2 separate regions of the Mus musculus genome follow, and region 2 is linked to region 1. The links are chromatin contacts, found by Hi-C or POLR2A ChIA-PET in ENCODE. All regions are on one chromosome and are shown on one strand. Each heading gives the region's core, a stretch centred on a gene start or an enhancer-like site at or near the end of the contact. The rest is flanking DNA. Distances are from core to core; before and after follow the strand shown.

Region 1 (5,344 bases), core at 1,369-3,868:
TCTGGGAGCATTGGTCAACAGTCTGCAGAGGCATTTATGAGTCAATCCAACAGAGCAAAGGAACTTTATATTATTCTCTAAGTTTAGATTGTTATTAGATCGAAAAAAGGATTCAGGAGAACGCTCCAAAATATTTACAATTTCAAGGTCTGATGCCATAATCTTTCTCCACAGATCCCACCGTTTTGAAAGACTTTCAGGAGTGCGTGTTATAGCTCGTGGATATCTTGATATGATGCTACCAATCACTTTGTCACTAGCTCCCTTGGACAGAAGGAATAACTTCAGCTCCTGCTCATTCGTAACAGCCTTGTTAAAAACTCCAGGCTGTCGCCTCCTTGCCATGTCGATATCAACGCCCATGGTGACTAAGTTGCTCAGCAGGTCCTCCCTCTCCTCCTCCAAAGACTCCTTGTCCTTACTGTCGCATTCCGCACTAAACGGCCTGAATGAAATCGACTTGAGGAAAACTTCTGCTGAATATTGAAGCATCCAGTCTCTTAAATCAAAGAGAAAGTTTCTTCTCACACACCAGATGTTTCTTGATGCCATAATCATCAGGTAGCCCAAAGTTTTTCAAATGCTGTGTAAAATAACATATAATGTTAACATACAATATTATGTGACTAACTAATGACAATATCCAGATCCTTTAAATGCAAGGGGCCTTCCAGGAGAAAGCATCCCGCCCTCCAGCTCTCCTGCCCACAGACACTAATTTCTTTGCTTCTGGCTACCTTAATCTAAAGCTCTAAATGTAGCTCTGAAAAAAAAACACACTTCAGATTGTCTACTTTCCATCTTTAATGTCTTTTTTGAATTTATAATATCCTTTAAGTGGATCACATTGATTACACATGTATATATATATATATACATATATATAACTATATGTTATAAATTATATGTTTATTACATACTATAACTTATACATTACCTATTATATAACATATGTTATATATAAACATTATATATTATATATAAGCATATATATGTATATGCTTACACAAATCTCTGGACAACACCTATCAACATCAATCTCTACCTCAGTTTACCAAATTGTTTGCTTGGTTACAATGCAATAATTCTACACTCTTTTCCATCTTCAAAATGATATAGTTGAGGGAATGTGGTGTAAATCAGAGGTAGGTCAGTGGTACAGCATACGTCCATAGCACGCATGAGGACTTGAGTTCAATTCCCCAACCCCAGAAAGAAGAAGGAGGAATTAATTTTCTAGTTCAAAGTTGTTAGGTTTTAAACCTGGGACAAGAGTTTGCCAAGAACACTAGCTGAAGGGTTCATTAAACATATCAAAGCTGACCTTGCTTTCCTGTCACATACACATGCATATACATATATAACTTTTATATAAACCTAAATTCTCCATTAGAAGCATGTCCTATTGTTTGTCTTCATTATTCTCATATTCCCATCACCTTCTTGGTCACCCCTTCCTCCTACCAGTACTAACTACATTTATATCAGACTCACCAGCAAGTGCACGTGCCTGTACTCACACACACCTTTTTAAAGTCTCACATATTGTTAAACTGCCTTTTCTTTCAGAAAGGGTCATTTTCTTGAATCCTAGTTGTATTGCAAGGCCTTGTATAAACACACTCTTCATTTAAAAACAGATTGTTCAGCCGGGAAACTATACAGCATAATGCAATTTAAAAAACAAAGGTAGATATTGAATTGACTCCAGTCTTACTCTAAAAATAAACAACATTCTAAAAGGAATGTTAAATTTAGCAAATATCACAAAAATCTCCATGATTGTAATGAGTGAGGTCCAAGGAGGAAGATATACGTCCTATTCTGTCCCACAGTTGGAAAGCTCACAGGCTTTTAAAGAAAACTGATAATCATTCGCATTGGGGTACCACAATCAGCTAATTTTTTGAAGCAGCATTTAAGTGGAGAGTGTTTGTTGGTTTGTTTGTTTGTTTGTTTGTTTGTTTTAGAACTACACTTCAGCATCGGATTTGTCGTTAAGATGAGAGACTTTGGATATTTCCAGAAAAGGTAAGGGCCAGATGTTTCTACCACCACACCGCCAATCCGAAAAAGAAAAAGGCAAAAATACAACCAATGTAGTAGAGAATAAAGAGATCCAGGCTAGACACCTTCAAATCATTTTTGTGAGATGCACAACCTCTCGCAAACTAAACATTTCTCAGTCATAATAAAAAGAAAACGGCAACGCATGGGGGGAAGGTAGCGGAATCGCAAACGCACTTTAATACCAGAACCCCACGTTACACATACATTATTTCGTAATGCCCTATATATACAACAACCTAAGGGTGGGCACTGTCCCTAAAGTTACAAATTCCGAGCCAATGCCGAGCTCTTTGCTGTACGAAGTGTGGAGGGCTTGATGAGTCTAAACTCAGAACCGCCGTAATCCCACATCGAAGGCTCGCCTTCCCTCGGGCAGTTCTGCAATGGCCTTTAGCCATTCATCGCCCTGTCTAGCAGAGACTCGCAAGCCGCTCGCAAAGGCTCCAGCAGCTCCCCAGCCCCAGCCCGCACACTGCATCCGCGCTCCTACCAACGCTCCCGGTAGACACCTTTCACTTCCGCCTCTGGACGCCCGGGAGGGAGCGGAGTGCGGAAGTAACGGCTGACTTCCGGCCTCGGCCTGGCGCAGAGGTGACGTCACTAGCCCGGCGCGCTGTGCCTAAATCCTCGGCCGCCTGACCGCGGGAGCCCAGCAGGGGGCGGCTGAGACTGTGGCTGCGGGGACTCTGGGCTCTGGGCTGGTTCGAGACCACAGGGCGGCGCCAAGGCTTCCCTCTGGCTGGGGCTGAGATTCTGCCTGTACCAAAGAACAGGTTCAGTTTGATCTCTTTCTTTTAGGTTGCTTTATAGACCTTGGGGGTTTTTGTTTGTTTGTTTGGTAGGTTGGTTGGTTTTTATTTCCCCCAAATTCTTTTGCATTTTTCTGTTTGGTTTGGTGTTTGTAAGAATAAAGATTTCTATTTGGGAATTTAAATTATTAATAATCAGTTTACCCAGAAAGTGAAACTACTGATCACAGCTTATTCCTTGCCTGGGATTACTCAGTAGCTATTTATGGTGCACGTGTGGCTTACCTTCACCAGTATTGCGGAAAGCAAGACAACCTCTGCCTTCTGGACCGTAACTCCCATGGTCTCGCTTCTGCCTGAATATTCTCTCCTCAGCCTGCCCCATGGATTTTCATTTATGAACACCAGGAGATGGCTTTAGTCCTCTTGAAAGTGATATCAATGAGGAAAAGGTGCAGCTGAGATATTGGAGAGGTTGGGAAGACCAAGGGCAGGGAGAGAAAGATGAGGGGCAAAGAAGAGGTAAAGAGAACTAAGAGCAGTGTGGTAGATGATGTTTCTCAAGAGGCTGATTTGGGGTTCTCATCTTCCTTAAGGGTCTTTCTTTCTTTCTTTCTTTCAAGACAACTTTGTATGAAAGTTGTGTTGCTATGCAAACACCATTTGTTTTTTGAAAGGATGGTGACATGTAATGATGCTTGAGACTTTAAATGACTTCACTTGGAAGGAGGAGAGTAGGGAAGTCAAGATGAACCCCTCCCTAAAATTAGACTTAAAATCCTTGGGAATTAGACTCAATGTGTAGTTCAAATGCCATGTCTATGCTATCTTCAGAATTGCCCCTGGCCTCTTACAACCAAAGACTAATAATAATGATATAATTAGTAATATTGATTATTGTGCCCTTTCTGTCTGCCTCACTAGATTTTCCTTGAGAAGTTCACAGACCCTTACTTTACCACTAATGTCTAAGTCTCAACAAACCTAATTAGAGTGAGAAGAAATTAGCCCTCCATTCCTCTAAGAGAACCCACACATAAAATACCACCATCAATTGGCACCAGGATTCAATAAACAAATGTTCTTGCTACCTCTTTTTCAATTATACAAATCTTACATCTTCCTGTAATTACACTCAAGGTGTGTAGAAGGATTTTAATTTAACAACATGTCTACTCTAGCCAGAATACAGGCATGCCCTTAGCACATACTGTTAATCCCTCTAGCTGGAATACAAACATGCCCTTATTATAGACCATTAATCCCAAAGAATGAAAGTAAAGTTAGTTTGTAGAAGGAAGCACTCATGTTTGAATGTGATATCTATTGAATGGCAGATAACATGATGAATCAGAGAAACATTTGACAGAATAAGGATATGATCAATTCTCAGGAGAGAGAAGAGATGTGGAGGGAAGGATGGAGGGAGGGAGGAGGAAGTTTTACCAGGAGAGTTTTATAGAGATAGGTTGAAGAGAGAAAAGAACTAGATATAGGTAAAATGACAATGAGAAGGAGCCAGAAGATTAGAACAGATTGCTAAAATTAGTTTGAGGCCAAGCAGAGTCATTCAGTCAGAAGTGAGAAAAGGCAGATTAAATCAATCAGCTTGAAGGGGAGTTTGAGCCAGAACAGCTAAGTTGAGTCAGCCAGCCAGAGTCCCAAAAGAATTAGAAAGAGTGAACTCATTCATCAATAAGTCTCAGAGGCTGAACACATCCTAGCCTAGATTAGACTATTCTGAGGCTAGAAGTTTGCAGGAGAAGGCCCTTAGCAGATGGAGGCAGTAAGCCTCCAGAGAACAGTTACATCAGTGAATAAAGATACTTTTACAGAAGTCATTGTCTTACATAGGGTTACTACTGTTGTGATGAGACACTGTAACCAAAGCAACCTGGGGAGGAAAGGGTTTATTTAGCCTATGCTTCATCACCACTGTTCATCACCAAGGAAGTTCAGACAGGAACTCAGACAGAACAGGAACCTGGAACCAGTAACTGATGCAGAGTCATGGAGGAGTGCTGCTTACTGGCTTGTTCCTCATAGCTCGCTCAACTTGCTTTCTTTTTTAAAATTTTTATTAGGTATTTTCCTCATTTACATTTCCAATGCTATCCCAAAAGCCTCCCATACCCACCCACCCCCACTCCCCTACCCACCCACTCCCACTTTTTGGCCTTTGTGGGAAGCCACATGTGCCATTGCAGAGTGGCACTGACTACTGCTGGCCACCACGCATAAGTTTGGACAAACAACCAATGTATACATATGCAGTAAAGTTTTTTGCAAAGACACTGCCTGGCCCGGGCATGATAATGAGGCTTTGAGAGTATAACCAATCAGATGTGAGACATGCAAATGAGGTATGATAATGAGGCTCTGTGAGGTACAGAGAGAGAGTAGCCAATCAGATGAGGAACATGCAAATGAGGCATAGTGCATAACCAATCCGGGTGTGAGACACGCCTCTCCTAGGCCTATATAAGCAGCACCAGTTCTGGGCTCGGGGTCTTTTCGCCTCTACA
Region 2 (5,344 bases), core at 1,441-3,940, 34 kb after region 1:
CTCCAGGGCCAAAAAGTAGGAATGGGTGGGTAGGGGAGTGAGGGGGAGGGTATGGGGGACTTTTGGGATAGCATGGGAAATGTAAATGAGGAAAATACCTAATAAAAAAGAAAAAGGGGAAAAAAAGAGTAAATGTATTTTATCCTGAGTAGAAAGACTACATGGGCCTTTGCCATAATATTTGGTAACTCACAGTTTAATATATTGCAACTACTTACTGATGTAAAAGACCTTGCAGATCTGAATTTTGTGTTCATATATTCTATTAGTCAGTAATTAATTGCACTCTCTTGGATTATTGGCCTATAATTGCATCCTTGGTAATAGTAGTACCTTAAATTTCTCTGATTTCATTTAGATTATAGGTCACTTTAATGGTTATAGTTCTGTCTTATAAGTTATTATTTTAAAGGACTTTCATTTTGAAACTTATTTTATTGAGCACATTTTATAAACATATATTTAGTCCCTTAAAACCCCACTGTTGGGGCTGCAGAGGTGGCTTAGTAGGAAAAGTGTCTGCCTCACACGTGTGAGGAACAGTTTGCACCCCACACATGTTAATGCTGAACAGTCACAGTAACATGCTTGTGACCCCAAGCTCAAGAGGGAGAGATGGGTAGGACCCGTGAAGCTGGCTAGTTAGAGTAGCTGCATTGTCAAGGTCTTAGTTCCAGCCTCCATCCACATGTGAAACGTGACTAAGGAAGCCCCCAAGGCCAACCTCCAGCATCCAGAAGCACATGAATACATATCTGACTTCCACACATGTAAACATACGTGTGCACTCAGAGCACACATACAAAAGAGCCTCTGCAAATCCTGACCCTTTTTATTTTTTAATTTTTTTTTTTTTATTGTTTGGAGACATAGACAGCTAAATAGAAAAAGACTCAAATTCACGGCTTGGCAGCACTAGCTATGACTTCCATTACCTAACCATGGGAAGTTGTCAAGTGGTTTAACCATTCAAGCTTTCTGTTTCTTATTCTATAAAAGGAGGCATATAAACCACCATTTTCCTTTTGTCTGAATTATATGAATACATGACATGGAGACACGATTGAACAGGTATCATAAGAGATGGCCATAATTCCACAGATGTGCCCTTCTAATAGATCAGCTATGTCACTGAGCAGCGTTTATGCCTGAGACAGGTACATATAATTGATATAAGTGATCTAAAGGGAAATGCAGAAATAATCTTGCAACATTTAGCAGATCACTAACATCTTTAGTTACTAAGATGGAACAGATTGCAACAAAGAGTTGACCTGCTGAGCCACTGAGAAAGGAGAGCCCATTAACAAACAGGAAGTCTGTCAGATATCCTGGGCTTGCTCCTCCTAGGCAATCAGAATCAACCGAGCATCACTTAACTCCAGGCAGTTTAGAACACTTCATTCTAGACCTGGAGCCACAAAGGGCTCCCGAGAAAAACACGCCTCTCTTAGATCAGCCTCTTTTACTTTCCTTTATTCTTATGATGAGGTGTCTGTTCTCACGTCCCCAATTCCAGCTGAGAAAATGGGGCAAATACACACTTGATTGTTTTAGGTTGGCACAATTATGTTTGAAATATAAGATTTCTAAATTACAGGTACTAGAAACATTTTTGGTGTCTGATAGAGCTAAGGTTTTTAGTCTCCCCCTTTCATATGTATATCCAGTTAACACTACTTCTATGATTAAACTAATATCTTTAGTTCTTACCTGCTAATTTTTCAGTCCAAACCTATGTTAAAACAAAGAAGAAAGGCTCAATCTGAGACACTAAAATGGTTCGTTCACTCCAGAAATGGATTTGAGGGGCAGGAGAGGGGAAAGAGGGAGTGAGGGAAGGGAAAGAAAGGATTGCCAGAGCAGGTGGGGGAGGAAAGATGTTAAGAATCGATTTATAAGCACGGCTCAATAAAATGTAACAAAGTTTATTGGGCATAATCTTTCACAGTAGCCATTTCAAGAAATAGAAAGGACAAAGGTTTGAGTGTTTTCACATTCCAGGAGCAGTCATAAATATTAGGCAGCTCGTCCAAGAACTCCAGGTAAAGTCAGAGAACCATAGCTGTTTTAAGGTCTTTAAAGTTCAAAGTTAACATAGTCCCTTTTGCTTGGAAAACCTTTTTCCAGCCCTTTACCTGAGGTAATGTCTACCTCAGAGGTGAAGGGGAGAGAGGTAAGCCAGGAGGGGTCATGGTGGGGTGGGGGGGATGGGAGGAGAGGGGGGCTGAGGTCAGGATGTAAAGTGAATAAATAACTAATGGGGGGCTGGAGGAGGGAAAGTTAGGGTAGACTGGCTTTGTTCCCAACTTAGATTCCGAATTCGAGTTCCTTAGGAACACAGTTGCCAAGGAGAAGGAAGCCCCTAGGAGTGTCTCAGCTTCACTCCAGAGAACAAAGAGTTGGGAGAAGGCTCTACCGTAGGCTGCTCTTCCAGCGCAAGGCGAAGGAGAAGACTATGGGTTGAGAGGGAACCTGTGGGGGAACTGAGGGAGGGATTTGGGGTGAAGGAAGGATCAGGCTTCCCCGGGTTGGAGGGGGGAGGTTCCGCCCTCGCCCTTTCCACTGCGGCTCCTTGTTGTGAGGCCGCGGTCGCTTTGGAATTGGAAATGCAGCGCGGCGTGTTCCGAGCACCGGGTCCCCGGAGCAGTGGGTGTCGGGCCGCCGGACCCTGACCCTCCCTCCGCCCCGGTCAAGCCGGGCGCGCACAAGCACCTGCCGGGCCACGCTCGCGGCTGCGCCGGCCGCCCGCCCGCCCGCTCCGCCCCGCCGGCCGCCGTGTGTTTACGTGGAGACGAAGATGGCGGCGGTGACCGCGGGGCCCGTGCAGGCCGGCACGAGTCGCCGGTGAGCGCCCAGCGTGTCCCGGGTGGCCACGGAGCTCTGTCCGCCTCTTTCTAAACAGATCTTTCCTCTCCACTGCGTCCCAGCCTACCCTGCAGACGCCATGGAGGACGAGGAGAGGCAAAGGAAGCTGGCAGCCGGCAAGGCGAAGGTAGGAGCGCGGCGGCCACGGGCCGCGTCGGGAGGCGGTGACCCGGGGCGGAGGCTGGGGGAGAGGCCGGGCCGCGGGGCCGGGGCCGGGGCTGGGGCTGGGGCTGGGGCCGGGGCCGGGGCTGCGGCTGGGGCTAGGGGGCTGCGGCTGGGGCTGAAGAGCCGCCCTCTCTTGCTGCTGCTGGAGACCTGATGACTGCACCGCTCGGCTTGGTTCCTTTCTCCCCGGTGCCACACAAAACCCCCTCTCACCCCGGCTGTTAACTGCTAAGGAATTGCTTCGCAGCCACCACCCTTTCACTTTCTGAAGGGAGTTCAGGGAGTCGGCCAGGCTTTGTGCTTTCCGGAGCAAGGGTTTAGGGTTTTCTTTATTCCGGGAACACCCCTGCGCTGACCATCAGCCTGCCTTCTTGAGGTGTCACGCTGGCACTCTTGGTGTGTGTGTGTGATTGGCCTGTGACAGCTGCCTCGGCAGTGTCTTGAGTGTGCCACAAGTGCCAGCTGTGAACTTGGCTGTAGGGGCGTTCTTTTTGTTTTTTGTTTTTTGTTTTTGTTTTTGCCGTTCTTTGTATATTCGTGCTTGAGGTCTTTGTCATGGCAGGCTCTTTTGTAATGTGTGGAATGGAACTTCGGGGCATCGAAAGGTTCCATAGACTAAAACACCTACAGAATTGCTGTTTTAGATAATGTATTTGTTATTATGTATTTGGTAAGTTTGATTTTGTGTGGGTATGCGGGTATGGCAAGTCATGTATAATCCAGACTTATATGTAGGCATCTTCCAGTGGGCTTACTAAATAATTTGACACTGTTATGAATGGAATAGAATGATTTCTTTGTAAAATTACCTGTTTGAGCTTACCTTTGGACCTCCTTGCTCCCAAAAATGAAGTTACCTTTAAGATATAGTGCCTTTTTTTAAGACCTTATTGTTACTGGGAATAATTAAGTTATATTTTAAGCTTATTGTACTTGTTAGTTTGGAACTGTGATATGGAAGTGTTGTAAGCTAAATAAACCCCTCTCCTCTCCAAATTGCTTTGGTCATGATGTTTCATCATAGCAATAGTAACCCTAACGAAGGCACCTACCTTTCTTTTTTCTTCTCTCACATCATTAACAAAGGAAGCAGGTCAGTAATGAGTGAAGGGCCCTACTGGAGAGAGACGTTGGTACATGCTCAGCATTAGTTTGTTAAAGGAGTGTGTGCAATAGCTAATCTTGTATTTCTAGAATATAGTTAGTTGGTTTCCCATAAGCATCCTCTGTGTAAGGTCAAGATTTGAATGTGTCTCTGTGGCATTCTATAAATGGAGGGAAAGCCCAGCTTAGCTTCCCATTGTGCACCCCAAGGGACTGACCGGGCTCAGAGCATTGAAGGAATTGGAGGTGTAGTGTGCAGTCTTCCTCTCTTGTTCTCCCACCCTTTCTTTCTTTAGCAGAATCTTAGACTATAGTCCAGGTGAGCCTAGAGATCAATGTGTAGTCCAGGCTGGCTGGCTTCAGACTCTAGGGCAATTCTGTGTTAACCTTCAGAGCGATGGAATTCTGTGTGTGAGCTACTGTGTCCAGATAAGGTAGATGTCTTATTGACTACTTCATAATTTCTACTCCCTTCCCTAAATATATTCTGTGCTAAATATGTGTGAGGGACTCCTGCTGAGCTTTGTCTGCCTTCACTAGACCTGTCTTAGGGTTAAGTTGCTGCCAATAGATACTGGATTTATCTTTAGAAGAGATTGTGAATGTGGTTTCTACACATGTCTCTTTGTCTTTCAAAATGCTGTCTTTGTGGGGTTGGGGAGATAGGTGGTCTATTCACTGTGTGAACTGCTTGCTGTACAGGCATGTACACCGGGGTTCATAGTTGTAGCGCCCACACAAAGCTGGACGGCTGGACATGGTGGCATGCATCTGTAATGCAGGGCTTGGGAGAAAGGGACAGACAGACCCGTGGGACGTCCTGTCCAGTCCTCTAGCCAAAACACCAAGCTTGAGTGTCATCTGGACACCCTGTCTCAAAACATACTATACAAGGTGGATGGTGACAAGGGACAGCAAATGTGTCCCTGCACATAATTCATAGCTCTGCCTTTGGGGATGCAGTCTCTCTCCTAAAATTACTTTATTTAAAATATTACTTTGTCATAGAATTGCACCTACTCTCCCCATGAGGGTTATACCCATGTGTCTTATAAGTAGTTCTGGTAATGTAACAAACAGACACTGAGATAGCCTATGAAGACAACATGAAGAAAATAGTTTTCTCAGTTACCTGAAGGAATGTTCTGCAGCCATTACGCTTGTAGAGCCTCAAATGAACATGGGTCATAAAGTGCACCTTGTGTTT

Evidence for each region. Hi-C counts contacts between places; a loop is a spot of excess contacts on that map. ChIA-PET counts read pairs that join two places held with the same protein, here RNA polymerase II (POLR2A).
Region 2: a loop to region 1 is called in a map of heart, with 4 times the contacts of the local background. The contact joins the promoter of Akap9 here to the promoter of Mterf1a in region 1. A Hi-C loop is called at or near these places in 4 of 37 maps with a recorded cell type or tissue (heart and left cerebral cortex). POLR2A ChIA-PET finds 5 or more read pairs at or near these places in 1 of 5 experiments (Patski).

What each region holds. Positions count from the first base shown.
Region 1 is chr5:3,891,315-3,896,658 of GRCm38, forward strand. It overlaps Mterf1a (mitochondrial transcription termination factor 1a), which reads right to left and starts at 2,619. Exons shown (of 2, transcript NM_001013023.2): 1 at 2,561-2,619; 2 at 1-583. The coding sequence starts at 552.
Region 2 is chr5:3,925,496-3,930,839 of GRCm38, forward strand. Akap9 (A kinase (PRKA) anchor protein (yotiao) 9) reads left to right here and starts at 2,691. Exons shown (of 48, transcript NM_194462.2): 1 at 2,691-2,995. The coding sequence starts at 2,948. It overlaps Gm51438 (a long non-coding RNA gene), which reads left to right and starts at 3,094. Exons shown (of 2, transcript XR_003955841.1): 1 at 3,094-5,344.